2 separate regions of the Homo sapiens genome follow, and region 1 is linked to region 2. The links are chromatin loops, found by intact Hi-C in ENCODE. Cell type or tissue: ascending aorta. All regions are shown on one strand. Links, peaks and the distances in the headings refer to the core of each region. The heading gives the core; the rest is flanking DNA.

Region 1 (14,012 bases), core at 5,879-13,878, 130 kb after region 2:
AGGAGTCCGAGACCAGCCTGGCCAACATGGTGAAACCCCGAAATTAGCCACGTGTGGTGGCAGGCGCCTATAATCCCAGCTACTCAGGAGTCTGAGGCAGAAGAATCCCTTTAACCTGGGAGGCGGAGGTTGCAGTGAGCCGAGATTGTGACATTGCACTCCAGCCTGGGCAACAAGAGTAAGACTTCAACTCAAAAAAAAAAAAGATTAAAAAAAAATACCTGCACTAGTCTGTTGATTGCAGCACAATTCACAGTAGCGAAGATAGGGAATACACTTAAGTGTCCATCACCAGATGACTGGATAAAGGAAATGTGTTATATATACACCATGGGATACTATTTAGCCATAAAAAAGAATGAAATTATCCCTTTTGCAACAACATGGATGGAACTGGAGGTCATCATGTTAACTGAAACAGGCTAGATACAGAAAAACAAATATTGCATGTTCTCACTCATAAGAAGATGCTAAAAAAATCATGTGTACCCATGGACACAGAGCATGGAATAACAGATAGTGGAGACTCAAAGGATGAGGGAGTGGGAGGGGTGAATGATGAGACATTACTCTAGGGGGTACAATCTATGTCATTTGGGTAATGGACACCCTAAAAGCCCTGACTTAACCACTATGCATGTAAAATAAATTGCACTTGTACCCCACAAATTTATATATATTTTTAAAACAGGTGGAGCATGGTGGCTCATGCCTGTAATCCTAGCACTTTGGGAGGCCAAGGTGGGCGGATCACCTGAGGTTGGGAGTTCAAGACCAGCCTGGCCAACATGGTGAAACCCCGTCTCTATTAAATATACAAATATTAGCCAGTGTGGTGGTGGGCACCTGTAATCCCAGCTACTTGGGAGGCTGAGGCAGGACAATTGCTTGAACCTGGGAGGCAGGGGTTGCAGTGAGCTGAGATCGCACCACTGCACTCCAGACGGGGCGACAGAACAAGACTCCATCTCAAAAAACTAAATAAATAATAAATAATAAATAAACTCACTGGTTGCTACTCTGGTTGCTTCTGAGGGTGGAGCGAGAAGGGACACATACAATGGGGTGCTCAGGCCTCCCCTAGGAACAGGGAGACACCCTCTGCAGTGGAGAAGGCGATGGTTGCTGAGACAGTCCTCGGAGGAGAACCCAGGACGGCTTCCCTGCAGAAGGAAGTGACTCAGCCGCGGAGGACTGCAGGATCAATCGGAGCAGATCAGGTAAAGGAGTGCAGGGGCTGGGGACAGAGCAAATCGCCAGGCTGGAGAAACAGCACACAGCAAAGCCGGAGGCCAGAAAGAGCGTGGCTGGCTGCAGAAGCTGAAAGTTCAGTAAGGCTGGGATTCCCAGATAAGGAAACGCAGTGTGGAGCCATGACGCTAGAAAGGTAAGTAGAGGCCGAGCTGGAAAGTTCCCAAGCCAGAATTTTGTTTTGTTTCGTTTTATTTTTGAGACGGGATCTTGCTCTGTCACCCAGGCTAGAGTGCAGCGGCACGATCATGGCTCTGTGCAGCCTTGACTTCCCCGGCTCAAGCGATCCTCCCACCCCAGCCTCCTGAGTAGCTGGGACCACAGTCAGGTACCACCATACCTGGCTGATGTTTGTGTTTTTTGTAGAGATGGGATTTCACTATGTTGCCCAGGCTGGTCTTGAACTTCTGGGCTCAACGATCCTCCCACCTCCGGCTCCCAAAGTGCTGGGATTACAGGCAGGACCCACTGCACCTGGCCTCAAGCCAGAGTTTGAACTTGATATAGTGGGCAATGGACCACTTGTGATGGTAAAATGCCTTATGCAGAGGAGTATCATGACCAGATCAATGTTTTTAAACAATCGCTATGTTCTCCATTTCTTTGGTTTTTATTTCTGATTTTTGAAATAAGTTTGTTTTTTATTTATACATAATAGATGTACATATTTGGGGGTACATGTAATCATTTAATTCATTCATATAATTTTTAGAGATCAAATAGGTATGATTGGATTATCCATCACCTTAAATATTGTTTTTTCCTCATAACACCTGAATTATTCTCTTTTAGCTGTTTTAAAATATAAAATAGATTATTATAAACTACAGCCACCCTACTGATCTTTCAAACACTAGGTCTTATTTCTATCAAACACTAGGTCTTATCCCTTAGATCAAGCTGTATCTTCACTTCTTTTGCATTTTCCTACGTGCTCTTGACTGCAGTTCTCCACGTAAGGATTTAAAGGCACAGGTTTTTAACGTTGCTAGATTTCCCAAGGAAATTTAAATTTGAATTTTTTTTTCTTTAGCTCTAGGTAGAAAGAGGCCAGAAAGGTGCATCCAACTCTAGAAAAGAAATTATCCCAAGAGTCAGGAAAGGCTGCCAGGAGGCACTGCAGGATCTACCCTTAGGATACTGTGTGGTCGGGTTGGTGAAAACCACGGCCCTTTGTGTTTAGGTTCAAAGCCACGGCCCTTTGTGCAGGACTCTGTGGAGGCCCTGAAGAAGTGGCTTCCAGGGGGGACAAGAATGGCTGTATTATAAGGAGACTAATCAGCCTATTGAGGAGTAGGTGTAGGGGTGTGGGAGAGTGGGGAGAGCTCAGGGTCCCTATAGTGTGGCACGTGTTAATAACAGCCAAAGCTTATGTAGAATTGATTCTATGCCGGGCAGTCTCCTGAGGACCCTCTACATGTATATCAGCTCAGTTAGTCCAATGACTCTGTGGCAGAGGGACCTTTATGAACCCCATTCTCCAAAGAAACTAACACCCAGAGTGGTTAAATAATGTGCCCAGGGCACCAAGCTGATGAGTAGCTGTGCTGGAGTCAAAACTGCACTTGCAGAGCCAACTACACCCGTTCCATCCCCAGCCAAGTCTGTATCCTGGGCGGCAGCCCTGTGACAATCAGAGGCTGTACCGTTCCCTCCACCCTCACGTCACTGCATCTCAGATCCAACCCTCCCAGTCCAGCCGCAGCTCTGATATTGGTCACCCAACTCTACTGCGGTGGAAGATGCCTCTCTCTAACTCCCCGGTCTCTCTATGATTCAAGAAGTGGGGCTGTGGTCCCATCCTGGGGAGAAATTGCACACAAGTGCACGCTGCTAAGGAAGAGGAAAGCACTCCTCAGTTGTACAGATAAATTGTTCACATGGCTTGTTCTCCGCCTCATTCCAGAGCCTCTGTTCAAAGGTCACCTCTTCCTAGAAGCCTTCCCTGACTGCTTGTCTGAAATTCACACACACACATACACACACAAACACACACTACTTATTCCCTAACCCTGCCTGGCTTTTCTTCAAGCACTTTTCATTAGCTAAAATTGCATGGACCATCTGTTTACTTGGATATTATCTTCCTTCCCGGGATATGACAGATATTCTATATAATATAACTGAAATTCCAGGATAGCAGGGCCTTGACCTTCCGCTGCTGTAACCCTAGCTCCTAGAACGTTGTCTGCCAATAAGAGGGCCGCTCAAGAAATTTTTTTTCAATTAATTAATTGAAAACATTGAAGAGCGAATGAAAGCGTTGTTGATTACCTCGCAGCCCCACCTCTGCCAGGGTTGCTTTAGCCCTGGAAGCATAGATCCTCTTCCTTCTCATCTCTTTCTCTCTTTTTTTCTTTTTCTCCTACCTCTGCTTCTACAAGCTCAATCGTGCAAAAAAAGGAAACAAAACAGTGCTTGGAGCTCTTCCTCACCCTCTGTTTCTGAGTCTACGCTGGCTGGCTGAGACTTGCTTCTTACTGTGTACGGGAGGAGAGCAGGGTGTGGATTCTGTCATGACCTGGTTCCCGCTGATATCCTGCCTGTCACCGTGAAACTGACTAAACACTTCCCAGATTTCCGTCCTGTGAAAAAGTGAGCTGCGTCATTCCCCAGCACGACGTGGGCCCGCGAACTCTTTCCTTTGGAGTTGTGTCCAGAGGGTTGTTGGGAGTCTGTCTAAAGATAAGTGGGGAGATTTGGAGAGCACACAAAATGAGTGTAAACCCCAAGGGATAGGAATTCCTCTGCCATCAGTGAGAAAAAAAACAAACCGGTGTGGGCTTTGCCTGCATTTCCCGTGGTGAAGGGAAGGGGAGCTCTCTCTCCCAGCTTGCCCTGCTGCTGGCCTCAAAGTCAGCTCTCTGTCAACTGTCTCCTCTGATCCTTCATCCCAAACAAAATCACAGAAGGCAGTGCAGGGTAAGAGAGGTTGGCCAGCTGGACTTTGGCCATAAAATGAAATCCAGGGCAAAGTTCTAAAATAAGGGAGGTCTGCTTTTGAAATTGTCATTGTTTTTCTCATTCTGGACTCCCCTACCACAAATTTTGCTCAACTAAAATGGAAAAACAGCAAGGCATCATCTTCATGTAAATATTGGAACACAAGGATGCTACCTAGAAGAAAAGAATACCCATGGAAGAAACCAACTTTGAGAGGCTTTTGTGTGTGTGTATGAGACAGGGTCTTGCTGTGTCACCCAGGCTAGAGTGCAGTGGTGCGATCATAGCTCACTGCACCCCCAAACTCCTGAGTTCATGCGATCCTCCCATCTCAGCCTCCTGCCTAGCTGATAGGCACATACCACCATGCCTGGCTAATTTTTAAATTCTTTTTATGGAGATCAGCTCTCGCTATTTTGCCCAGGTTGGTCTCAAATTCCTGGGCTCAAGTGATCCTCCTGCCTCAGCCTCCTGAGTATCTGGGACTGCAGGTGCACACCACCATACCTGGCTAATTTTTAAATTTCCTTCATAGAGATGGGGTCTTGCTAGTTTGCCCAAGCTGGTCTTGAACTCCTGGCTTCAAGTGATCCTCCCACTGTGGCCTCCCAAAGTGCTGGGATTACAGGTGTGAGCCTCCATGCCCAGCTGAAGTATTCTTCAAGAATACTCAACATGTGAGACATGTGAGCATTCAGAAGACATGGTAAATATTCAGTACCAAGTCTGAATAATAATAATTGTCATTAATATTATTTTAGAGACAGGGTTTTGTTCTATCACCCAGGCTTCAGTGCAGTCAGAATCATAGCTAACTGCAGCCTCAAACTCCTGGGCTCAGGTGATCCTCCTGCCTCAGCCTCCATGGTAGCTAGAACTACAGGTGCACACCACCATGTCCAGATGACTTTATTATTTTTATGTTGTAGAGACAGGGGTCTCTGTGTTGCCCAGGCAGGTCTCAAACTCCTGGGCTCAAGTGATCCTCCCACCTCAGCCCAAGTCTGAATGATAATAATTATTATTATTATTATTTTTCTTTTTTTGGATGGAGTCTCACTCTGTTTCCAGGCTGGAGTGCAGTGGCATCATCTCGGCTCACTGCAACCTCTGCTTCCTGAGGTCAAGTGATTCTCCTGCCTCAGCCTCCCGAGTAGCTGGGATGACAGGCACGCACCACCACGCCCAGCCAATTTTTGCATTTTTAGTAGAGACGGGGTTTTACCATGTTGGCCAAGATGGTCTCGATCTCTTGACCTCCTGATCCTCCTGCCTCGGCCTCCCAAAGTGCTGGGATTACAGGCGTGAGCAACCATATCCAGCCTGAATAATTATTAATAACACATATCTTTACCAGGTTTATGTGAATCACTGAACAGTTTATGTCAGTAAATTTTTAATTAGTATAAATTGTTATTTCTGTTTGGAATGTTTTAGGCAAAAGTTAACTAAATTGTTTGTCATTATATAATTATAATTATATATTACATATAATTATATAAATTATATATTACATATAATTATATAAATTATATAATATAAATTATTTTATATCACTCCAAATTCTTATTGTATACTTGGAGAAAATAGTTTACTCTTTATCTACATTTCAAAAATTTTTCGCAGCCCTTCAAGATCTCTGGACATGTTGCCTCACAATTTTCTTTGTCTTCATCCACAAAATTCCCTTTTTCTCCATAATAAACTTTTCATCACCAACAATAATATTTACTGAACAGTGTACTAAACACTTTCATCTTGGACCATAACTGTTCAGATTAACATGCTGTAGGAGCTTCAGATGGCCATAAAAATCCTCTTCTCCGTTAGGTTCTTTGGTTTTTGTCTCCAAATATTTCCTTCCCATTCATTTTATCACACGCCTTTGAACACTGGATTTTTCTCTAGATCTTCGACGTGTCTCCAGTCTGGACTCCTTTTTCCATTTCAACAGCTTTTTAAATAATGCAATTGAGACCACATTAAGAAATGTTTACATTGTCAACACCCTTTAAGAATGTATATCCTTAAAATGGAGTAAATATGAAGAGACCATACTCATTCAAATCCAAAATATAAAAGCCTCCTCACATTACATCTTTGAAGTATCAACATGCCATGAAAATTTTTTGTCTTGAGATCTTTCCCAACTGGGACTTATTTAGATCTAGCAATAACTTTCACCTTTTCTTCTAAACTCAAAGGAGTCTAGGGCAGAATTTCCACATCTAGACAAAACAGAATAATCATTTTTGTTCTCTCCCAGATCTTTTTCACCCTGAATAGCACTTGCCAGCAAGATGTGAAAAGGAAAAGTTTGCAAGCTCGGACCAACCATTCTGAGGGCTTTGATCTGTCTTTGATTTTGCAGCAATTGGTGCGAATGGTAGACATCTGATTCACCTGCCTTACTCATTCCTGACGCGCACCCTATACCAGCTGCTCTCCACTGACTTTGGTAAGTGCTCTGATGAGTTTTGTTTACCCAGACTTGAGAAGGAGATGTATAAATACAAATGACTGCATAACCACATTTTAGATAAGACATCCTTAAAACGCTCATCAGTAATGTTTTAGAAACTCTTATGGCTGTAGACCAATCTTTTGGAAACAAAATTGTTTCAAGCTTTGGGAAGGCATTTAAAATAAAGAAAAAGAAAAACTAAGCAAGATGAAATAGACAAATTAAAGCAAGAGATATTTTGCCTGCCCTTTTTATTTTTTAATTTGAGATGGAGTCTTACTCTGTTGCCCAGGCTGGAGTGCAGTGGTGAGATCTCGGCTCACTGCAACCTCCACCCCCTGGGTTTAAGTGATCCTCCCAAGCAGCTGTGCGTACACGTGTGTGCCACAACGCCGAGATAATTTTTGTATTTTTAGTAGAGACAAGGTTTCGCCATGTTGGCCAGACTGGTCTCGAACTCCTGACCTCAGGTGATCCACCTACCTCGGCCTCCCAAAGTGCTGGGATTATAGGCGTGCCACTGCACCCAGCCTCGCTTGCCATTTTTAAAACAACTTTTATTCTACCCCCTTTGTACTGTTTGGACTTCTGTTTACCATGTGCGTGTGTTGCCAGGTAAAAAAGAACTATGCCTTTTGGTTTTGTTTTTTTTTTTTTTTTTTTTTTTTTTTTTTTGTGTGTGTGTGTGTGTGTGTGTGTGTGTGTTTGAGACGGAGTCTCGCTTGGCCGCCCAGGTTGGAGTGCAATGGCATGATCTCTGCTCACTGCAACCTCCACCTCCCAGGTTCAAGCGATTCTCCCGCCTCAGCCTCCTGAGTAGCTGGGTGCCATCATGCCCCGCTAATTTTTGTATTTTTGTAGAGATGGAGTTTCACCGTGTTGGTCAGGCTGGTCTCGAACTTCTGACCTCGTGATCCACCCGCCTTGGCCTCCCAAAGTGCTGGGATTACAGGTGTGAGCCACCATGCCCAGCCCCAGAACTATGCCTTTTAAAGCCAAACCATATATCTTAATTTTCTTGCTCAAAGTAAAACAGAGCACATGTTACAAAAATGGAGAAGGAGAGGCTGCTAGTGGTGAAACCAAGTCCAGCACTGCCTTGTTGGTGAACGTTAAAGATTTCGCTGGAAACCTTGTTTGGGATACTTTGTCCTCCTGCCCCCAGCCCCAGCCTCTCCCAGGCACACCCCAACCTTCCCAGTCTCTAGCCCAGATCTCCTTCCTGCTCTCAGCTGTCAACTAATCTCTGCTAAGGTGGTCCATTTTTATTTATGTTTATATTTTATTAATTATATATTTTTATTTTTTATTCTTTTTTTTAAAGACAAAGTCTTGCTCTGTTGCTCAGGCTGGGATGCAGTGGCAAGATCTTAGCTCACTGCAGCCTTGATCTCCTGAGCTCAAGTGATCCTCCCACTTCAGCCTCCTGAGTAGCTGGGACTACAGGTATGCACCACCATGCTCAGCTAATTTTTAAGTTTTTATTAGAGATGGGGGTCTCACTATTTTGCTCAGGCTGGTCTCAAACTCCTGGCATCAAGTGATCCTCTCACCTTGGCCTCCCAAGGTGCTGGCATCACAGGTGTGAACCACCACATTTGGCCTAATTTTTAAAATCTATAAATGTATGTTTAAAGCAATGGTTAACCCTCGAGCCCTCTTTAAATGGATATAACAAGGGGAAGCCCCGGTTGATGCAAGGATTCAAACCCCTCCTTAGCTTCCTCTGGTGTGAATCGGAGGCTGGCAGAGAGGGCGAGTCAACGCATACATATTTGACAAAATGCAACAGTGTCAGTATATAGAGTTCCTCAGCTATGACTGGTTAATCACTGAGGCCACAGCGTGCTATGTGTCTGGCATCCTGCTAGGAATTGAGGCTACCAAAAACAATATCTGCTGCCAGGTCTCCATCCTAGAGGAGTTCCTATGCCAGTGTGGAAGATGGGCACATAAATCAATCATGACAGTTCCATGGGGTAAGTGGCTAAGACAGAGACGTGTCCAAATGTCCCTGAATCCCAGAGAGACGCTGTCCTTGAAGGATCTTAAACAGGAAAGATATGTGGTCAAAATACCACTCCTGGCAGCACCCTGGAAGATTAGAATCCAGGAGACCAGAGTGAATGCTCTGAGGACAGCCCGGACCAGAGCACATGGTGCAAGAAAGTGAGGGAGGGGCGCTGGGAGCAGGCAGAACTAGGTCAGTCCCCCATGGGATAAGTTATCTCCATGAAGTATGCAGTGTGTGTGTGTGTGTGTGTGTGTGTGTGTGTGTGTGTGTGAGAGAGAGAGAGACAGAGAGAGAGAGAGAGATGAGGAGTGAAAGCGATGTATGGAGGAGAGAAGGATGGGGGAGAGAGACAGGGAAAGAGGGAGAAATAGGTAGAGAGAGAAAGCGTGCGCGATAGAAAGGGAAATGGAGGAAGAGAAAGAAGAGAAAGAGACGCAGAGAGGGAGGGAAGAAAGGAGGGAAATGGAGAGAGAGAAGAGAGAGAGAGAGAGAGAAAGAGAAGGGGGGGAAGGAAGGAAATGGAGAGAAAAAGAAGAGAGACGGAGAGAAAGAAAGACGGGGGAGGGAGAGGGAGAAAGAGAAAGAGAGAAAATACTGCCCTCTGGTGGCTGACGGACAAAACTGAAGAATTATTAATAGTATTGTATGTGTTAAGTTGCTCATCTCCATTCTAAAAGGTGATCCCGCTGATAATGTCAGTCTTAAAGCATATAATTGAAAAACCTGGGGGAAAAATTGTTTTAACACATTCTTATATCTGAAGTCTGTGTGCTGATCAGCGGTGATAAACACACCACAGCCTTTACTCCTTATCTCCTCACATCTTCCAGCTGTGTGAAATATAGATTGCTTGCCTGCTAGTGAACTGTCTGTATTCAAGGATGGTTTCATAATTTCTATCAATGAAACCCTTCAATAATTTAGCTAACATAACTTTGGAAAGCTCAACAATGAGTCATAAAGAAAGTTAATATTGCCATCCATCCTGCAAAATACTTTCTTTATATGTTTGTGTATATGCTTATTGGTCTCAAAGTTAAAAACAATTTTAATAAATGTTATCCCATTATTTGCTATTAAATATTTAGATTCTGTTTTTTAAAAATATTTCACTGAACTGAATTTAAACAAGAAGAGCCTGGCTTGGTGCATGCCTGTATTCCCAGCTACTCGGGAGGCTGAGGCAGGAGGATCACTTGAGTCCAGGAGTTGGAGGCTGTGGTGAACTATGATTGCACCACTGGACTCTGGCCTGGGAGACAGAGGAAGGCCCTGTCTCTAAAAAATTAAAACAGATAAATAAAGATAATTGAAAATGATTATTTTTTTAAAAAACGATACCAAGCAACCACTCAAATAATGCTCACCAGCCCCCAAAACTGTATTTGCATGTGTGAAAATGCCCAGCTTTGTAAAGGGAGTCTGTAGTCTGTGTGTGTTAATATTCCCCAGAAACCAACCCAAGGCTTAGGAAAGAATAGAGAAATTTCCCCCTATTCTATGTATATTTGTAGCCATCATTTGAAATGTCTTAGGCACCTAAACCAAGCATGAAAAGCACAGTTTCATTCCAGCTTTATGAACTTTACGTCACATTAAACCAGAAGGCTCCCTTTTCTCCTTTATGTTTCTTCCATTTCTCAAATCAATTGTCAATTCTCAATCCAGAATTTAAGGGAGAAATTTAAAGAAAAAAGGGAGATAGATAAATTTAAAGAAAAAAATGAGATAAACTTCAACAATATTACAGACTTCAATTTTTTTTGTAACAAATTGTTCGCTGAGACTGAATTTTAACCAAGAATGGAGTGAGAAAATACTATATAACTTCTTTCTGGGTTTGAGTTTTGTTTCTTGTTTTTTTGAGCAACTAGCTTTCACTGTATTTATTCTGCCTTCTCTTAACCCAGCCAAATAGCCTGGAAACTTGGAAGGATGTCTGGTTTATTTTTTATTAATTAAAGAGAACGATAAAAGATAATACAAAAGATAATTTTTCAGTTTCCTGGACTCCAATCCCGTATATACTGGATGGAATCAAAGGTAAAATTAGATTACCATTGGAGAAGGAGCAGGATCCAGAGTGCACGGGAAGTTGGCTTTGGCTTAGAAATTATTATTTTGATGCTGTAAATGTTTCAATCTGACAACTCCCCCCACTTCCCAAGATTGTCATCAAATGTAGGAAAAGAAAGAAGTGAAAAATTACCTAGAACATGTATATGTATAACTGGGAATGTTGCCTCTCATTGTTTGAAAACATGACCTTTGTCCTTGCAGGGAATTCCAAATTCCTTGCCTGGAAACACGTTCTGAAAGGAGGTACAAGAGCACTTTGCAAACTATGGGATCAAAAAAAAACTGAACATAAATCTGATCGAACTCTGACACCAGTTTTCAGAACACACAGAGAGAGAGGAGCATGTTCCACACCATGTACTCACTAAGATCCATGCTGTGAGAACCTCTGCAGCAGCGGTCCCCAACCTTTTTGGCACCAGAGACCAGTTTCATGGAAGATAATTTTTCCACAGACCGGTGGGCGGTTGGAGCGGGGCTGGGAGGAATGGTTTTGGGACGAGTCAAGTGCATTACATTTATTGTGCCCTTTATTTCTATTATTACACTGTAATGTATAATAATTTTTTTTTTCTTTTTTTGAGACGGAGTCTCGCTCTGTCGCCCAGGCTGGAGGGCAGTGGTGTCATCTCGGTTCACTGCAACCTCCGCCTTCTGGTTCAAGCAATTCTCCTGCCTCAGCCTCCCGAGTAGCTGGGATTACAGGCCCGCACCAGAACGCCAGGCTAATTTTTGTATTTTTAGTAGAGATGGGGTTTCACTATATTGGCCAGGCTGGTCTTGAACTCCTGACCTCAGGTGATGGTGAAATAATTATAAAACTCACCATAATGTAGAATCAATGGGAGCCCTGAGCTTGTTTTCCTACAACTAGATGGTCCCATTTTGGGGTGACGGGAGACAGTGACAGATCATCAAGCATTAGATTCTCATAAGGAGCACGCAACGTAGATGCATCACACACACAGTTGACAACAGGGTTCCCGCTCCTATTAGATCTAATGCCACACTGATCTGACAGGAGGCAGAGTTCAGGCAGTAATGTGAGCAATGGGGAGCAGCTGTAAATACAGAGGAGGCTTTGCTCACTCCCCCGCCACTCACCTCCTGCTGTGCCAGCCCAGTTCTTAACAGGCCATGGACTAGTACCAGTCTGTGGCCTGGGGTTTGGGACCTCCGCTCTATAGAACAAACAATCCTGTTTTTATTTTTCAATAAATAAATACCAACCAAAAAAAAAGAGAGATGGGGAGGGAACCCACCAATTGAAATATATTGAAGAAACATATCAACAATTGTGATTTATGGATCTTATTTTGGATGTGAGTCAAGCCAACCATAAAATGTTATGAGACAGTTGTGAAATTTGAACCGTGGCTGGTTATTTTATTTCAACAAGGAAAGATTGATGATTATTTTTTCAGTGTAATCATGGTGTTTTGGTTATGTTTAAAATAAGGAGTCCTCGCTGGGTGCAGTAGCTCATGCCTATAATCCCACCACTTTTGGGAGGGTGAGGGAGGATCATTTGAGCTCAGGAGTTTCAGACCAACCTGAGCAACGTAGTGAGACCCTATCTCTACAAAAATTTTAAAAATTAGCTGGGTATGGTGGCACGTGCCTATAGCCCCAACTACTCAGGAGGCTGAAGTGGGAGGATCGCTGGAGCCTGAGAGGTTGAGGTTGCAGTGAGGTGTGATCACACCACTGCACAGCAGCCTGGGTGACAGAGTGAAACCTTGTCTCAAAAAATAAAAATAAAAAATGAAGAGTTCTTATCTTTCAGAGTGTTATCCTGGAACTGAAATTTGCTTCAAATAACCTGCAGGAGTGTGATCGGTATATATGATTCAAGACTGGCTGTGAATTAGTAACTATTAAAATCGAATGACAGGACCTTAAAGGTTCATTAATCTCCCTATTTTTGTATATATTCAAAATTTTCAATATCAAAGTGTTTAAAAGCAGGGGTTTGGGGAGGATGATGAACACCTGGAGCTCTCAAACACCACAGGTAGGAGTAGGAGTAGAGGTTGTTGCCACTACTTCAAAGAGCTATTTGGCATTTTGAAGTAGAATATGTGAATGCGTAATGCTGCCATTCCACTTCTAAGTCTTATTTATTTATTACTTATGTATTTACTGAAACAGAGTCTCACTGTGTCAGCCAGACTGGAGTGCAGTGGCACGATCTTGACTCACTGCAAACTCCACCTCCTGAGTTCAAGCAATTCTCCTGCTTCAGCCTCTCGAGTAGCTGGGATTACAGGTGTGCACCACCACCCCTGGCTAATTTTTGTATTTTTAGCAGAGAAGGGGTTTTACCATGTTGGCCAGGCTGATCTCAAACTCCTGACCTCAAGTGATCCACCTTCCTGGACCTCCCAAATTGTTGGAAGTACAGGCGTGAGCCACCGCGCCTGGCCCCGACTTACAGGGTTTTAGAAGACTGAAGCTCTAAGAGGCTGAATTACCATCAAATGGCTTTTTAAGCTTCCAGTCTATTGCCTTCTAATATTTTAAAATAATTGATTCCTATAAGAAATAACACAAGCGGCCGGGTGCGGTGGCTCACGCCTGTAATCCCAGCACTTTGGGAGGCCAAGGTGGGTGGATCACGAGGTCAGGAGATCGAGAACATCCTGGCTAACACAGTGAAACCCCGTCTCTAATAAAAATACAAAAAATTAGCCGGGTGTGGTGGCAGGTGCCTGTAGTCCCAGCTACTCGGGAGGCTGAGGCTGGAGAATGGCGCCAACCCGGGAGGCGGAGCTTGCAGTGAGCCGAGATGGCGCCACTGCACTCCAGCCTGGGCAACAGAGCGAGACTCTGCCTCAAAAAGAAAGAAAGAAAAGAAAGAAAGGAAAGAAAAGAAAGAAAGAAAGAAAGAAAGAGAGAGAGAGAGAGAGAGAGAGAAAGAAAGAAAGAAAGAAAGAAAGAAAGAAAGAAAGAAAGAAAGAAAGAAAGAAAGAAAGAAAGAAAGAAAACAAGCTACAGGCCAGGGGCGGTGGCTCACACCTGTAATCCCAGCACTTTGGGAGGCTGAGGCAGGTGGATCAACTGAGGTCAGGAGTTCGACACCAGCCTGGCCAATATGGTGAAACCCCATCTCTACTAAAAATACAAAAAATAGCCGGGCTGTGGGCATGGTAGCAGGCACCTGTAATCCCAGCTACTCAGGAGGCTGAGGTGGGAGAATCGCTTGAACTCGGGAGGCGGAGATTGCAGTTAGTCAACATTGCACCACTGCATTCCAGCCTG
Region 2 (15,232 bases), core at 3,035-11,034:
CACCACACCTGGCTAATTTTTGTATTTTTTTCTAGAGACGGGGTTTTGCCATGTTGCCCAGGCTAGTCTCAAGCTCCTGAGCTCAAGTGATCCACCCACCTGAGCCACTCACAGTGCTATAACTACAGTAGATAGCATTTTAAAGGACATCAACCCAAGTTCCGAGCTGTATATACTGCCTAGGTTCATGCTGTTATGCTCTCATACTGCAGTGGGGTGTAGTGGGTGTTCGGTTGAGTAATACTGGATATAATCACTTGTTCCTTAGTAGGAAAGCCATTACATAGTGAAAACACTTTATCTTGTTACTATTGTTGTTGTCATTGTTGTTTTTAATTATTTCCATTTTTTTAAATATTTGGACAACCTAGACATAAAAATGGCTAGCTTCCTAGACATTACTTCATTTTTTCCTATATTTCAGATATGTTTATATCTTTTAAACTGAAGGTTACCCACTCATCTTTTAAACTGAATGTCACCAACTAGAAGGTACCAGACAGAAAACAATAAGAACTATTCATTATTGTGCTAAAAAAAAAATATATATATACATATATATAAAAGCGCCCGGGTGTGGTGGCTCACGCCTGTAATCCCAGCACTTCGGGAGGCCAAGGCAGGCGGATCATGAGGTCAAGAGATCAAGACCATCCTGGCCAACATGGTCAAACCCCATCCCTACTAAAAATACAAAAATTAGCTGGGCTTGGTGGCGTGAGCCTGTAGTCCCAGCTACTCGAAAGGCTGAGGGAGGAGAATCGCTTGAACCTGGGAGGCAGAGGTTGCAGTGAGCCGAGATCGTGCCACCGCACTCCAGCCTGGCGACAGAGTGAGACTCTGTCTCTAAAATGAAATAAAAGCACATATAATATATGAGATGGGTAGATGGTACATAGATAAAAATAATTTTACTTTTCATCCAAAGAACCCAAATTGGAAATGAATATCTTATTCTGAGATTTTTAAATAGTTCACTGATTAGTAAAATATTTTCCAGAAGTGAACCAGTGATGCATAAAAAGGAGCTGATGTTCTTTTCCCATTTCAGGCATTAAGTTGTGAACAGGGAGAGGATCTGTTGACCCATCACCTGAAACATTTAAGCTTTTTTCAGTTAGAAGCCAACATATATGGCTGGGCACAGTGGCTCAAGCCTGTAATCCCAGCACTTTAGGAAGCTGAGGTGGGAGAAGCACTTCAGGCCAGAAGCTCAAGACCAGCCTGGCCAACATAGCAAGGGCCAATCTCTAAAAATAAAAAAATAAACAAACATAAATAATTTTCTAAAAAGAAACCAACATATAGCAAAGGGTTAGTTTAGTAGTTATTCAGGTTTTTGTTTGGTTTTGCTCTGTTTTTGCTTTTGTTTTTTTTTTTAAATAAAGTCAATGCTAGCAGTAAAGAGTAGTTATTCCTATTCGTTTTCAAGGGACCAGGCAGGGAATTTTGGTAAAACCATGTTCCAAGGCGTTCTGTTTGAGGTTCCTTCTCGATTAATGCCTTCTGTTCCTTTCCTATGTAACTCATGCCTCTAATCTAGTAATTCTGACTATGACTTTCATCTTGAGCTACAAGGGACATGAATAACATCCTCTAAGATTAACAATAAAGCCTTTTCAAAAGTGATGAACTGTTTACAAACGTAGGGAAGATGCCTCAACTCCTGGGCAGCATCAGCATGAAACCCTCCATCATCCGCCCAACCTGTGGCCCAGATTCAGGAGCCTTGTCCAAAGCTGGATCAAAGCTTTGCCTTAAGCTCTTTTGATAGCAAAAGGATAACACAGTCACCAAGGCCACTCTGATTAAGAACCTCACTGGAAAAAAGAAAAAAAAAAAGCTGTCAAATAATTTAATAAAGCTGTGTGTCCTGGTTTCTGCTCAAGAATGGTGAAACTTTAAAGTTTGAAAATATATTCAGACCCAATCATTCTCAGGGCAGTCCTGCTTCAAATCTTAGCATAAATGTGGATCATGAAAGTTTAGGGTAGCTACTGGTAGTGCAAAAAGCAATCATCAAATATTGTGTACATTGCTAATCTCGTGACTCAAAATATACTATATCAATGGTTGCCAAGCTTCTTTGATAAGGTGAATTAAATAGGCCATCTAATAAGCAAAAGCAATTATCCATTGTTTTATAGATCACTGTAATTTTCAGAACTGAGAAAAAAAGAAAAAGAAGAAAATCCCTGCTGACTTTAAATTTTTAAAACACTGGAATAAATGTAAATGCACTTAGTGTTTTGGGCAAACAATTTTGTGTCCTCCAAGTATAGGATTCACGTGTTAAAAAATGTTCATCTCTTTATGAGATGTGGCCTTTCTTGCCTTGAGATCTGCTGATGGAAACAGAAGGAGCTCAGCTTTGAAACACGCACTCGAAATGAACTGTGGTGATCATGGGCCCGCCTTGGCACTTGATGGATGGACATTCTTCCAGAGGGTGAAAGAGAGTACATCACATATGGTTGCAATTGACAGTCAGTAGTCAAGAAAGCGGAGGCAGATTTCAATGTAAAGAGACAGTCACTAAGTTTTGAAGGCATAAAATCAAAATTAAAATTTCTAGCGCTATGATTAAATTAACATAAATTTAAAACCAGCATCACAGTTATCAGACAAGGGTAGTATGGTCTTCAACTGAGGAAATCCACTCTTAGAGCTTCACAGATTGAAGAGTTTTCTCTAAACACCAGCCCATGATGCTTTCAGAGTGCTTCTTGCCATATCGACTTTGAATTTTCTTATTTTCCATAGTCATAGTCCAGATGACTTAAAACCAATAATACATGCTTTCTAAAATGGGTATAGAGTATATGGAGTTTGATTTTATCTCTCTGCCTTCTGCTGGGTCATTAGATAACATGTCACTTGTTTACAGCTGCACAATATTGGACCAAGTACCATCAGTGACACCATCCTGGAGGTGGGCTGGCCTTTCTCTGCCCGGGATGAATTTCTTCTCTATATTTTCCATATTCAAACTCTGGGACCTCTGCAGTGCCAACCAAATCCTAATATCAATCCACAGGATATAAAGGTAGGAGTCTGGTCTAATCAGTGGCTTTGTTGATTTTATTTTTATGGTATGAAAAAAATACAAACTGGGCTTGTTTAAAAAAGAAGAGTGAAATCGTTTTAAGTTGCTTCAGTGATCATTGATCAGAACTTTTCATTTTATAGTTAAAACACCAAGCCTAATTTAAAATATCCCTTCTAGCAAATTTAAATTTCTTTTTGTTTTGTTGCTTATGGTGACTTGTCATTTATTTCACCCATTTTAATAGGCACCTTTTATTTTTGGCTCAATTAGCAGCACATCCAAACCAAAATCATAAATAGACATATCACATCTGGGAGAATTAGTATAAAATGCTATTTTTAAAGTCTTTTTGGTCTATTGCCAAATTTCGTAAGGATCTTTGCCAAAAGAGGCTCTTCCAGCTGCAGCCCATAGCAAGTGGTGAACCGTGGCAATTTGCCAAGGGCCATGAGAACTCCCAGAAAGGAATGTTCTGGACCCTATTCTTTAATTGAAGCTTAAAGCCTAGAGCCGTGCTTTTCAAACTTCCTCTGAATCACCTGGCTGTCTGTTAAAATGCAGGGGCTGGGGTTGGACCTGAGATTCTGCCTCTCTGCAAGCACCCACCTCCTGTGCCTGATGCCAGTCTGTGGGCCTGACTTTCACAAACAAGGAGTAAGGAGCTGATCCCATCCAGATTAACATCCAAATTTGGCTTTCATGTTTTTCTGTGAAAGAAAGAAATTAATTAGCATAAGCCCTTGAAAATGCCACATTTGTATAAAGAAAAACAAAAGACAACAACATCTTGTAGTCAGATATTGTCCTTAGGAGATAACTTCATGTAAGAACGAACGTTCTCCTAGTAGCTACCAGGACACAGTGTCTCTATTAAAAATGGCGCAGCGCAGGCTTCATGGAATACCCACGCCACCAGCCAAGACAGAGCAGGTCTGCCCCTACCTCAGCCAGTGACACTGGGTCATTGCTCATTCTGAAAGGCATTCTTTTTCAACCCAACATGCCTCCTATTCAAAGGGAAGACTAAAGGGGGTTCATTAGTAAAGGACTTATGAGACAACAGCCTCCTCCTTTATGTAGAAATTATACATAAGGCCACTTGTGTTACACAAGATTCTTTAAAATATTTCCTTCCTGGAATTTTTTTTTCTCATTTCCTCTTTGCTCTTCATTGAGATGATTTTAAATTCTTTAAGGACAGTAGCTTATTATAAAATAACATCTGCAAATGCAAATGTATAACATTTAAATAATTAACACTTTTACATATCCTGCATTGCATTTAACATGTACTTTCAGTCATAGATTCTTTGAGCACATGATTCTGCAGAGACCTCTAACTCTTTTTGAGTGTAATGTTTAGTTTATATCTGACACTATTTATATATGTTTGTATATATTATGTAACTGGTTTAATGTACACCATGTTGGTTGTGAGTTATTTGTTTTTTTGTGGCATACTGTGACTACGATAGTATTAATAGATGACTTGTCTTAAATGTTGACAGATTCTTGCAAACCAAGCCATAGTATATACTAAGCACCTGGTGTTCCCTACTCCCCACTTATTCTCTTTTTTTTTTTTTTTTTTTTTTTTGAGATGGAGTTTCGCTATTGTTGCCCAAGCTGGAGTGCAATGGCGCCATCTCGGCTCACTGCAACCTCCACTTCCTGTGTTCAAGCAATTCTCCTGCCTCAGCCTCCCAAGTAGCTGGGATTACAGGCGTGTACCACCACGTCTGACTAATTTTTTTGTATTTTTAGTAGAAACGGGGTTTCACCATGTTAGCCAGGCTGGTCTCGAACTCCTGACCTCAGGTGATCCGCCCACCTCGGCCTCCCAAAGTGCTGGGATTACAGGCGTGAGCCACTGCGCCCCGCCCCCACTTATTCTTTAATGTATGTGCTTGGAGTAAAATTCTGTCTGAGGCTAATACTTTTAAAAATGCAATTCAATTATGTTCATTTTCCTAAAACTTTCAATCTGTGGAAATTGAATATAAGATTTAAATACAATATAAAGTAATATCTCCCTTAAATAACTAATCATAGCAATTTGTGAATTTTTGAAATTCTAAATTCATAGAGAAGTTGAAATGTTATTACTTTCAGGTTCTCAAAGTACTGTCACCTATACTTAATAAATGCTCCAGAGAGTCTAAAGGAGCTTTTATTAATAGACATTAAAAAACAGATAATCAAGAGAGTTTACATTAGTGACTATAAATAATTGAGAGTACTGGAAATTATTCTCCTCTTATGATGCTAAATAATTTTTTGGTGAAGTTGCTATTAACTTACATGGCAATTTAATTTTTCCTAGAGAATGCAAACGTCATCTTTTCTTGATATGACTTGGACTTTAGTGAAAAACAAATAATCTCTTACCTGTTGTTGTCTTCAACAGAATAGATCTGAGAAATTTTTAATTTTAATAACCATTTTAAATTCAAATTAGCATGAAAATGAATTGCTGTTAAAAAAACAAAACTGTGCCATAGCCAGGCACAGCGATGTTTGTAGCTACTCGGAAGGCTGAGGTGGGAGGATCACGTAAGGCCAGGAGTTTGAGGTCAGCCTGGGCAACATAGCAAGACTTCATCTCTTTAAAAAAATTGTATAGTTAGTTTTATTTTTAGTAAGAAGCAGACAGAGGATGGGCTTACTAAAAGGAACAGGGAGGCAGCAGAAATAACATTTGTCAAGGCAAGAATTCAATTCCAGTATCCAATCTTACTCACCGGGGAAGTGAACTAAGCTTCAATTCCTGATTATTTGGTTCTACAGTTTCTTTACAAGAAGAGTGATCTAGATAGTAAGTGCCTCATAAAACAGCTGCATCTGTGAGTAGTTCATGTCTACACATTCTTCACCCTTTCTGAGGATGCTCCAGTCCCCACTGGACTAGCCCCCAAAATGTCCCAGGCCACCGTGGGCCTGTAAGAGAGGCGCTCTCTCCCCAGCTTTCTAAAGCTGAGGGATTGGCCATTTCCTTCCTACGTTTTCCTCTTTAATCATTCCATTGATTTTCTTTCAGCAAAATCCCTTTCCCTCGTGTTCAGATACACTTTGTAGTCAACGTCCCCTTTCCTTATGTGTTCTTAAGTTGCCCACTTCCCACTGGAAAAATGCTCTCTTCTTCGTTACCTCTCCCTGATCCCCACAGATCTCTAGGAAAACTTGTGAAAAATAAGCCAGACTTCCTAAGAAGCATTTTAGAGGTCACACACTCCAGGGATCCATTGCCACTAACTCTAAAGCCTTCACAACTTCCCAAATATGCCCTGAGAATCCCTGCAAGTTCCCACATACTTCCTAATTTTTCTCAGTTAAATCGATTTCCACCTAATGTAATGTGCTGAATGTAATGTACTTAACAAATGGATTTTCTTCTATTTTTTAAATTACTCATATGGCAGCAGTCCTGGACATTGTTATTTTCCTTACAAATACATACTTTGACGGCATCAAAGCCCTATTGAGGATTAAGTTGGGTTTTTGTGGACTGGCTTGAGAACTGAAACACCATTTAAAACATCATTTCTAAAGAGAAATGCATTCTGAATGCCAAACATCTAGCCTAAAACCTTCTGAAATACAACCGGTCTATAACCTGGATATGCACTCCAAATACAACATAACTCTGAAAGTCTTCTCACATAAGTCTCAGCATCTGATAAGACCCAAACAAGGTTCAGGTATTTTTTATCACAGTAGAAACTGGTTATAGTTTGGTTATCTCAGCAAGCTACCCTAATGTCCCCAAAGTTTCAGGAGGAGACACTGACTGCTTTTATAAGCTACCACTGGGATCATCCTGTAACCTGTGGCTGTTTAAAAAACAGTGGTGAAAAGTTCTCATCCACAACCATCTCACTTGTTGCCCAAACACAGAGCATTAGCAACTAAATTGGGATGGGGCAGGGGCAGACACACACAAATGCTTCTAGAAGTCAGTGAGTTCTTATTCTGAATATTTGTCTTGGACCAGGAGCATGGCTCGTGCCTATGATCCCAACTCTTTGGGAAGCTGAAGTGGGAGGATCACTTGAGGCCAGGAGTTTGAGAGCAGCCTGGACAACATAGCAAGACCCCATTTCTACAAAAAATAAAAATAAATTAGCCAGGCATGATGACACATGCCTGTAGTCCCTGGAGTCCCAGCTGCTCAGGAGACTGAGAAAGGAGAATTACTTGAACCCAGAAGTTGGAGGCTGCAGTGAGCTATGATCACACTACTGTACTCCAGCTTGGGCAACAGCATGACATCCTGCCTCTAAACAAATAAATAAATAAATACTTGCCTCATATCAGGGTTTATGGGATTCACTCAGCTTGGTTTGTTGACACTTTCAACCCTTAGGGCGTGAGGGAAGGTGGAATCAAGGGTGGGCAACAGCCTGGGGGCTGCAGGAGATCAGGAAGGGCTGGGTGAGCTGCACAACTGGTGTTTCCCCTGTGAATTGTCCCCAGGGCCCAACTGAGGTCAGCCTAGGGGCATGGAAGTGCCTTGAGGATGTCCCTTCCCACTTTCTCTTTTGCCTCCCAATGAAAATGTCTCTGCCTTTGAGTTCCTGTTTCTCCGGTGATAGTTTCTGCTTCATCAGGTTCAGTTGTGTTTTCTGTAAGTTTAGGGGCATAAGCAGATGCCCGGGAAGGGTCTCCCTCCAGGCTTCAGGGTCTAGGTCAGAGATAGAGGATTTTAACATGGCACCTTATTCACATCGTACCATCTACAACATTTTGAAATGTTCAACTGTCTGCAGCATCCAAAGCAATCCATTAGAGCTAATTTTTTTCCAGATCCTTCTTGGAATAAAATTTTAGAGTTGAGTGAAGTATTTCTCAACTAATCTAAAGCCAGTACAATAATTATTTCAAACTATCAATTTTCTTATTTGATGGGCTTTATCCTAGGGTTTGGAGAGTCCTGCACACAGACTGTTATCTTTAGATAAGATGAGGTTGAAAAAGTAAAACCTATTGAGGAGCCAAAAGTTTCATAATGAGTAAAGGATTTTTCTTTTTCTATTTTTTTCTTCTTTTTTTTTTTGAGATGGGGTCTTACTCTGTCAGTCAGTCTAGAGTTCAGTGGTGAAATCTCAGCTCACTGCAACCTTTGACCCCTGGGTTCAGGTCATTCTCCTGCCTCAACCTCCTGAGTAGCTAGGATTGGCACCCGCCACCACACCTGGATAGTTTTTGTATTTTTAGTAGAGATGGGTTTTCACCATGTTGGCCAGGCTGGTCTCGAACCCTTGACCTCAGGTGATCTGCCCTCCTCAGAGGCCGGGTGCAGTGGCTCACTCCTGTAATCCCAGCACTCCTCAGCCTCCCAGAGTGCTGGGATTACAGGAGTGAGCCACTGCACCCGGCCTCTTTTTTTTTCTTTTTTTAAGACAAGGTCTCACTCTGTTGCATGGGCTGGAGTGCAGTGGCACTATCTCTGCTCACTGCAACAACCTGTCTCCCAGGCTCAAGCAATCCTCCCATTTCAGTCTCCCAAGTAGCTGGGACTACAGGAATGTACCACCCACCTTGCTGATTTTTGTATTTATTTGTAGAGATGCGGTTTCACCATGTTGCCAAGGCTGGTCTCAAACTCCTGAGCTCAGGCAATTCACCCACCTCGACCTCCCAAAGTGCTGGGATTACAGGCATGAGCCACCATGCCCGGCCTAGGATTTTTCTTTAATTGGCAAGATTTTGTAATAGACAGCTAAGTGTGAGATGCAGAGGGAAAAGGCTTAGATGTGAAACCGTACCTAGGAGAGGAAGACCGATAAGATGCCCACATATAACCTATGTTAAGACTATGGAACACCATTTGGGGCCCAAGTTCAGGAAAATAATCCTGAGATAAAAGTGGCCTGAAAGACTCTATAGACTAAGAAGGGCTTAACATGAGAGAAAGCTGATGCTGTTTGTAAAAACTGCTGTGAGAGCCGTGGAAAGCTGGAGGTTGCCGCCGAGAATGTCTCCTGAACCAGACCAGTCCCATGGGAAGTCCAAATTACAACCAGATAGTACAAACATGGAAAGCGGAGACACAGAAACCGTCCGTTCTTTAGGAATGAGAGTTTTAGAGTTATGTTTTAGAATGAGTGGGCCCGCAGACAGTGGCTTGGCAAATTTGCATAGTTTTGTCTTATCCTTTAGGGTACTTTCTTCTTCCTAACTGCCTTCGTGTACTGGTTTTCCTTAATTCAGAATGCAGGCGCTCGTTACTTCCTAGCACAACAGTTCTTGACCTCTTTCCCTCTGTCTCTCACTCACGCGTGCGCACACACACACATACCCTTAAAAATCAAGACATATGGCTAGGCACAGTGGCTCATGCCTGTAATCCCAGCACTTTGGGAGGCCAAGGCAGGAGGATCACTTGAAGTCAGGAGTTCAAAACCAGCCTGGCAACCATGGCAAAACCCCATCTCTGCTAAAAGTACAAAAATTAGCTGGGCGTGGTGGTGGGTGCCTGCAATCCCAGCTACTCAGGAGGCTGAGGCAGGAGAATCGCTTGAACCCGGGAGACAGAGGTTGCAGAGAGCTGAGATCACGTCACTACACTCCAGTCTGAGTAACAGAGCAAGACTCTGTCTCAAAAAAAAAAAAAAAAAAAAAAAAAAAAAAAAAATCAGGACATGAAAGGAAGAAGATTATTTAGTATATCTTTACCATTAACTCCTGATTTCTTTGTGGAATCATTTTGACAGCCTTGACCACAGGAACCGTAATTTATGTCCTAGCTGAAGCATTATTTGATGGCTGTTACTTGCCCCTTCAATACTCGGCTGTCTTCTATAAACTCTCCTCCCAGAAAAAAACAGAACAAAACAAAACAAAACAAAAAAGAACTTAGCTGTTTATTATTTTAGAAGGTCTGATCAGGAAAACAGTAGTCAATTTTAATTTACTTCCTCTCCAATTGTGACGTACTAGTGACATCTATGGCTTGCCCCTGGACCTGGTCAGTCTGTCCTAGGTATGCTTCCTCTTTCTTATGGGAATGCTACCTGTGATAGAAGAATTGTATTTGCCTTTTTAAGAGTGCCTGAAGATCCAATTCTCGACCATCAAAAAGAATTACACAGTCTGAGATTTTTACCTTCTCTTTGAGATGGTCTTCAGGTTTGCACATATATTTTGGAATGTAAAAACACCATGTTCAAATACTAAGAAAGCATCAACATCACCAGTGGAGTGAGTAGATTCTTTTAGTTGTGCTTTGCATGAACTTTTCAGGAGGTTAAAAAAGTGGGGGTTTTCTTTCCCTACAAATCCTCAACATTCATGTCTTAAAGAAAATTACATGGTGGACTGCCCCCCAGGGCTTGTCTCCACTTCGGTTTAATTATAGGCAAAGTACATGAGAGTTGTCTGTTGTTTCTTGTGTGCTAGGAATACCTGAAATCCAAAAACAAATTACAAACAAGAAAAAGATAGTGTGCATTGCTTTTGTTTGGGTTCACAGGGCCCTTCATCTAATTTCACCCAACTCCTTTTTTCAAATGCCACATTTCCGACTGTACTGCACATCCTGGCTGCACAGTATCCCTTTAATCCATAAATTTAAACCTATGACACAGTGAAGAGTTTGGTAAAGAATGATGAAAATAGAAAATTCCTGTTGGGCTAAATTCTGAGTAGCAGCTGTAAAAAGAAACATGTTTACCAACAATTATTTCCTTATTGCAGAAAGAAGTCATTTTCATTTGTTCTACAGAAGACACTTTAGTGGTGACCACCAGCTTCTCCTAGCACTTAATGAATTGTCCTGGGAACTGTCTGCCTATCATGGATGCTAAGAGGCCAGCGTCCTCCACCCTCAGTGGAAAACCATGGCCTGTAGGTTCACTGTCAATTGTGAAAGAGGCTCCAAATGTTCATGTAGAAAATGGGCTTTAACTGTTGTTTAGATTTCTTGGGTAGCTTCTTCCTTTTTGTTTTGTTTTGTTTTTAAATAATTTCTGGAATGTCATTTCAGAAAGCTGGTTTGCAAGCTATTTGGAGATCTTTTGACTATGGTGTTTAAGAGTGGCATTCCTCTATTTGTAAAACTGTGTCACAAAAGAAAGAGATGTGTTCCATCAACCCCTGCCACGTGACACTGTCATTCTGTAGCTCAAAGTAAGCCCTGTGTTTTATTGAGAGACCACTTAAAATGTTTGTGAATGACAATTTACCCCAATAGGACATGTTCTTTATTTGTACACAAGATACATCTGATGAAACCACACCGGAAGTTAAAGAGTTTTCTTTGGGGTATTGGTTTTTGTTTTTTTTTTTTTTGGAGACAGCCTCACTCTGTCACCCAGGCTGCTAGAGTGCAGTGGCACTATCTTGGCTCATGGCAGCCTCTGCCTCCGAGGTTCAAGCACCTCTCCTGCCTCAGCATCCTGAGTAGCTGGGATTACAGGTGTGCACCACCACCAGCCTGGCTAATTTTTGTATTTTTGGTAGAAATGGGGTTTTGCCATGTTGGCCAGGCTGGTCTCGAACTCCTGGCCTCAAGTGATCTGCCTGCCTCGGCCTCCCAAAGTGCTGGGATTACCGGCGTGAGCCACCGCACCTGGCTGTTTGGGCTATTGTTTTAGCACCACCACTACTATTACTGCTTACTGCTAATAATAATAATAATAGGCTATATCTTGGGAATAAAGAGTCAGTCCCTTGTTTTTTATAGTGCCTCTTCTCTGTAGCTTGGTTAACCACAGAGTTAACCTCTGTAACATAATTGTCAATGACCTATAAAAAATTTACATGATTCATCTCAAAGCAAAATCTACATGTACACCCACATAGTATATGATAGAAAACATATGAGAGAATTTTAGCTAGTGATTTCCACAATTCTTAATTTTCTGTCTAAGCTCACTTTTTATCTGATACCATCAAAACTGTTCTATCAGATCCTCCATCACTGGGCATCTGTATTAGGCCATTCTTGCCTGGCTAGAAATACATAACACTGGGTAATTCACAAAGAAAAGAGGTTTAATTGGCTCACGGTTCTGCAGGCTGTACAAGAAGCATGGAGCTGGCAACTGCTTGGCTTCTGGGAGGCCTGAAGGAGCTTTTACTCATAGCAGAAGACAGAGTGGGGAGCAGGCACTTCACATGGTGAAAGCAGAACCAAGAGAGAGAGGGTGGGTGGGCAGGGAGTGCCACACACTTTTAAACAACTAGATCTCATATGAACTCAGAGTGGAAGCTCACTTAGCGCCAATGGGATGGCCCAAGCCATTCATGAGGGATCCACCCCCGTGACCCCAGCATCTCCCACCAGGCCCCACCTCCCACATTGGGAATTAAAACTCGACATGAGATTTGGGAGGACAAATATCCAAACCATAACAGCATCCTCGATCAACTGTGGGGCTTCCCCTCCTCCTCATTGTGCCAGGCTCTGCCATGGTTCTGGGATGTCCCAGGGCCCACAGTGCTGGGCTATCCAAGGCCTACCCTCCGGTCCATGCACTCCACCTCCCAGGGTTTCTGCCACTGGTCAACAACACCTCAAGCTACCCTGCCTCCAAGACATTCGACTCAACTTTCCTTTCTCCTCCAATTCAATCTCCTGTTTTTATGATGGTCTCACTTGTTCTCTTCAAGAAAATTTTTCTTCCCTGGTATAAATGCTTTCTCTGACACAGTTACCCCATCCCACTCTCAGGACTTCCTCTGGCCATACCTTCTTTCCTGCCAAGCCTGGACTCCATGATGAGTTACTTGAAACACGCTTTTACAAGCCCCCATAACCTCCTGTTTCTAATATCCTTCCAAGCCCCTGCCCTGAAAATCTCAGTCATGCACAGTCCCACAGCCTGGCTTCTCTACCCCATAGCCTGATGGCGCCATGACAGATTGATGTCGGGGCGCACGTTCACGGAGCCGCCAGCTTCGCAGGGGCATCTGCCATTGTGATGATAGCACCCTCCTCGTTGCCTTGTCTAAACCTTCACCACTCTCTCTGTCCTTCCTACGCAATAGCTCTATCATTACTATTAGGAATGATCCATTTCCCCATCCCAAACCCCTCCCCACCTGATAGGGTTAGGCTTTGTGCCCCCACACAAATCTCATCTTGAATTATAATCCCCATAATCCGCATGTGTCAAGAGAGAGACCAGGTGGAGGTAATTGGATCACGGGGGTGGTTTCAGCCATGCTTTTCTCGTGATAGTGAGTGAGTTCTCACGAGATTTGATGTTTTTATAAGTGTCTGGTATTTCCTCTCCTGTTCATTCTCCCTCCTGCCACCTTGTGAAGAAGGTACCTTGCTCCCCCTTCACCTTCTGCCATGATTGTAAGTTTCCTGAGGCCTCCCCAGCCAGGGAGAACTGTGAGTCAATTAAACCTCTTTCCTTTATAAATTACCCAGTCTTGGACAGTTCTTTATAGGGGTGTGTGAATGGACTAATACACCACCCCACCCTTCCACATGCCCCTAATCATCTCTCTTCCATCCTCAATTGCTTTCTAACACTTCCAGAGAAAGGAGGATTATTCCTCCAGCTCCATGAATTAACTTTGGTACATCAAGTATCTCCATTTCCCGTATCTTCAACTTCTTCCTCTCTCCTTGGACATTCCTTGGGTTCTATAAACTTTGTTAAATTTCTCCCATCTTCAAAACAAACAGTAAGTGCAGTAATTTGACTCTGTATTCTCTTCCAAGAACGGACCTCTTTCCCCTTCCATTTATAGCCAAGCTGTGCTTGCTATCTCTACTTTTTCATTTCTCATTTACTTTTTTTACAATTTTACATTTTTGTACATTGTTCATGATTTTTATGTTAAGAACGCTAAATGCTATCATAAGAATATATCAAGCAACATGTAAAAACATAAAGAAGAGCATTTTAAATAATAGTGTTACCACCTGTTTACTGTTATTTTTCCATTTATTTATGCATTAACTTATTTTTCCACATCCATAAACATTTTACATACATATATATATATATATATACATATATATATATATATATATATATAGCCAACAGATAAGGAGACTTGGCCAGGCACAGTGACTTACACCTGTAATCTCAATGTTTTGGGAGGCTGAGGCAGGAGGATCACTTGAGCCCAGGTGTTCAGGACCAGCCTTGGCAACATAGCAAGATGCTGTCTTTACAAAAATGAAATTCAGCAGGTGCAGCAGGATGTGCCTGTAGTCCTAGCTATTTGGGAGGCTAAAGCAGGAGGATCACTCTGCTGTAATGAGCTGCGATTGTACCCATTATGCTCCAGCCTGACCGACAGAGTGAGACCGTGTCTATAAAAATGAAAAATAAATAAATAAGGAGACCCTTTTAAAATCTACAACATTATTATCATACCTAAAAAGAAATAAGCAAAACTTCCTTAATATCATCGGATCTCCACTACTCTAACACTTTGAGGACTGCCCTTCCAGATTATTTCTATTTATAGATCTACAATGTCAGATACATCCATTTTTATTAAAAATACAATCTTACTACATTTGCTGTTGTAAACCTGTCTTTTCCCCTTACTAATATCTTGTATCTTTCTAAATTCCAATGGAGCTTCATGCCATCATTTTTAAAACCTGTCCAGTAGTATTCTGTATAAATAGATCATAACTTATTTAATCAGTAACCTGTATATGCCTACAAAGTGTTAAGCTACAGTTTTTCTTCTCTATTATAAATAGTGTTGCTACAAACATCAATATTTGTTTTCATGCCTTATTTGGGGGACAAGGCTCATCTTGTCTCTCAGCCGTAGGGAATTTACTATAAGAACAACAGAAGGATTTAATTTCATATCTTTTTAAATAATTATCCATTTGTTAAAATCCTTTCACTCTTGAGCTACTGCAGTTAAATTTCCACCTCCACCAATCTGTCCTCATAAAAGGACATCTGTAATTTTGTTCTTTTTTTCTTTTTATTTTTTTTAGAAGCAGGGCCTCACTCTGTTGCCCAGGCTGAGAATTCAGTGGCATGATCGTAGCTCACTGCAGTCTTGAACTCCTGGGCTTAGATGATCCTCCTGCTTCAGCCTCCCAAGTATCTGGGACTACAGGCTTGTCCCACCACATTGGCTATTTTTTTTTTAATTAGCAATGAGGTATCACTATGTTGCCCAGTCTGGTCTCAAACACCTGGCCTCAAGTCAAGATCCTCCTGACTCGGCCTCCCAAAGTGGTGAGAT

The links. Peaks named below come from ENCODE experiments on the same cell type or tissue, not always from the same donor. Only the 100,000 strongest peaks of a DNase experiment are listed, where the experiment ranks them.
Region 1: a loop joins it to region 2, with 3 times the contacts of the local background. A loop is called at or near these places in 8 of 110 quality-filtered maps.

What each region holds. Positions count from the first base shown.
Region 1 is chr10:15,429,518-15,443,529 of GRCh38, reverse strand. No RefSeq gene overlaps it. Among named protein-coding and RNA genes, the nearest start is that of FAM171A1, 65 kb to the right of the region's middle. RefSeq lists an enhancer at 9,126-9,420. In ascending aorta, for the core only: a CTCF peak has its summit at 9,275 (motif pointing left); DNase peaks (open chromatin) are centred at 8,505 and 8,759; H3K4me3 peaks cover 1,290 bases; H3K27ac peaks cover 5,019 bases.
Region 2 is chr10:15,560,025-15,575,256 of GRCh38, reverse strand. ITGA8 (integrin subunit alpha 8) reads left to right here. Exons shown (of 30, transcript NM_003638.3): 25 at 2,888-3,046. Among named protein-coding and RNA genes, the nearest start is that of ITGA8, 150 kb to the left of the region's middle. In ascending aorta, for the core only: no CTCF peak of the experiment used is centred there; a DNase peak (open chromatin) is centred at 3,486; H3K27ac peaks cover 5,856 bases.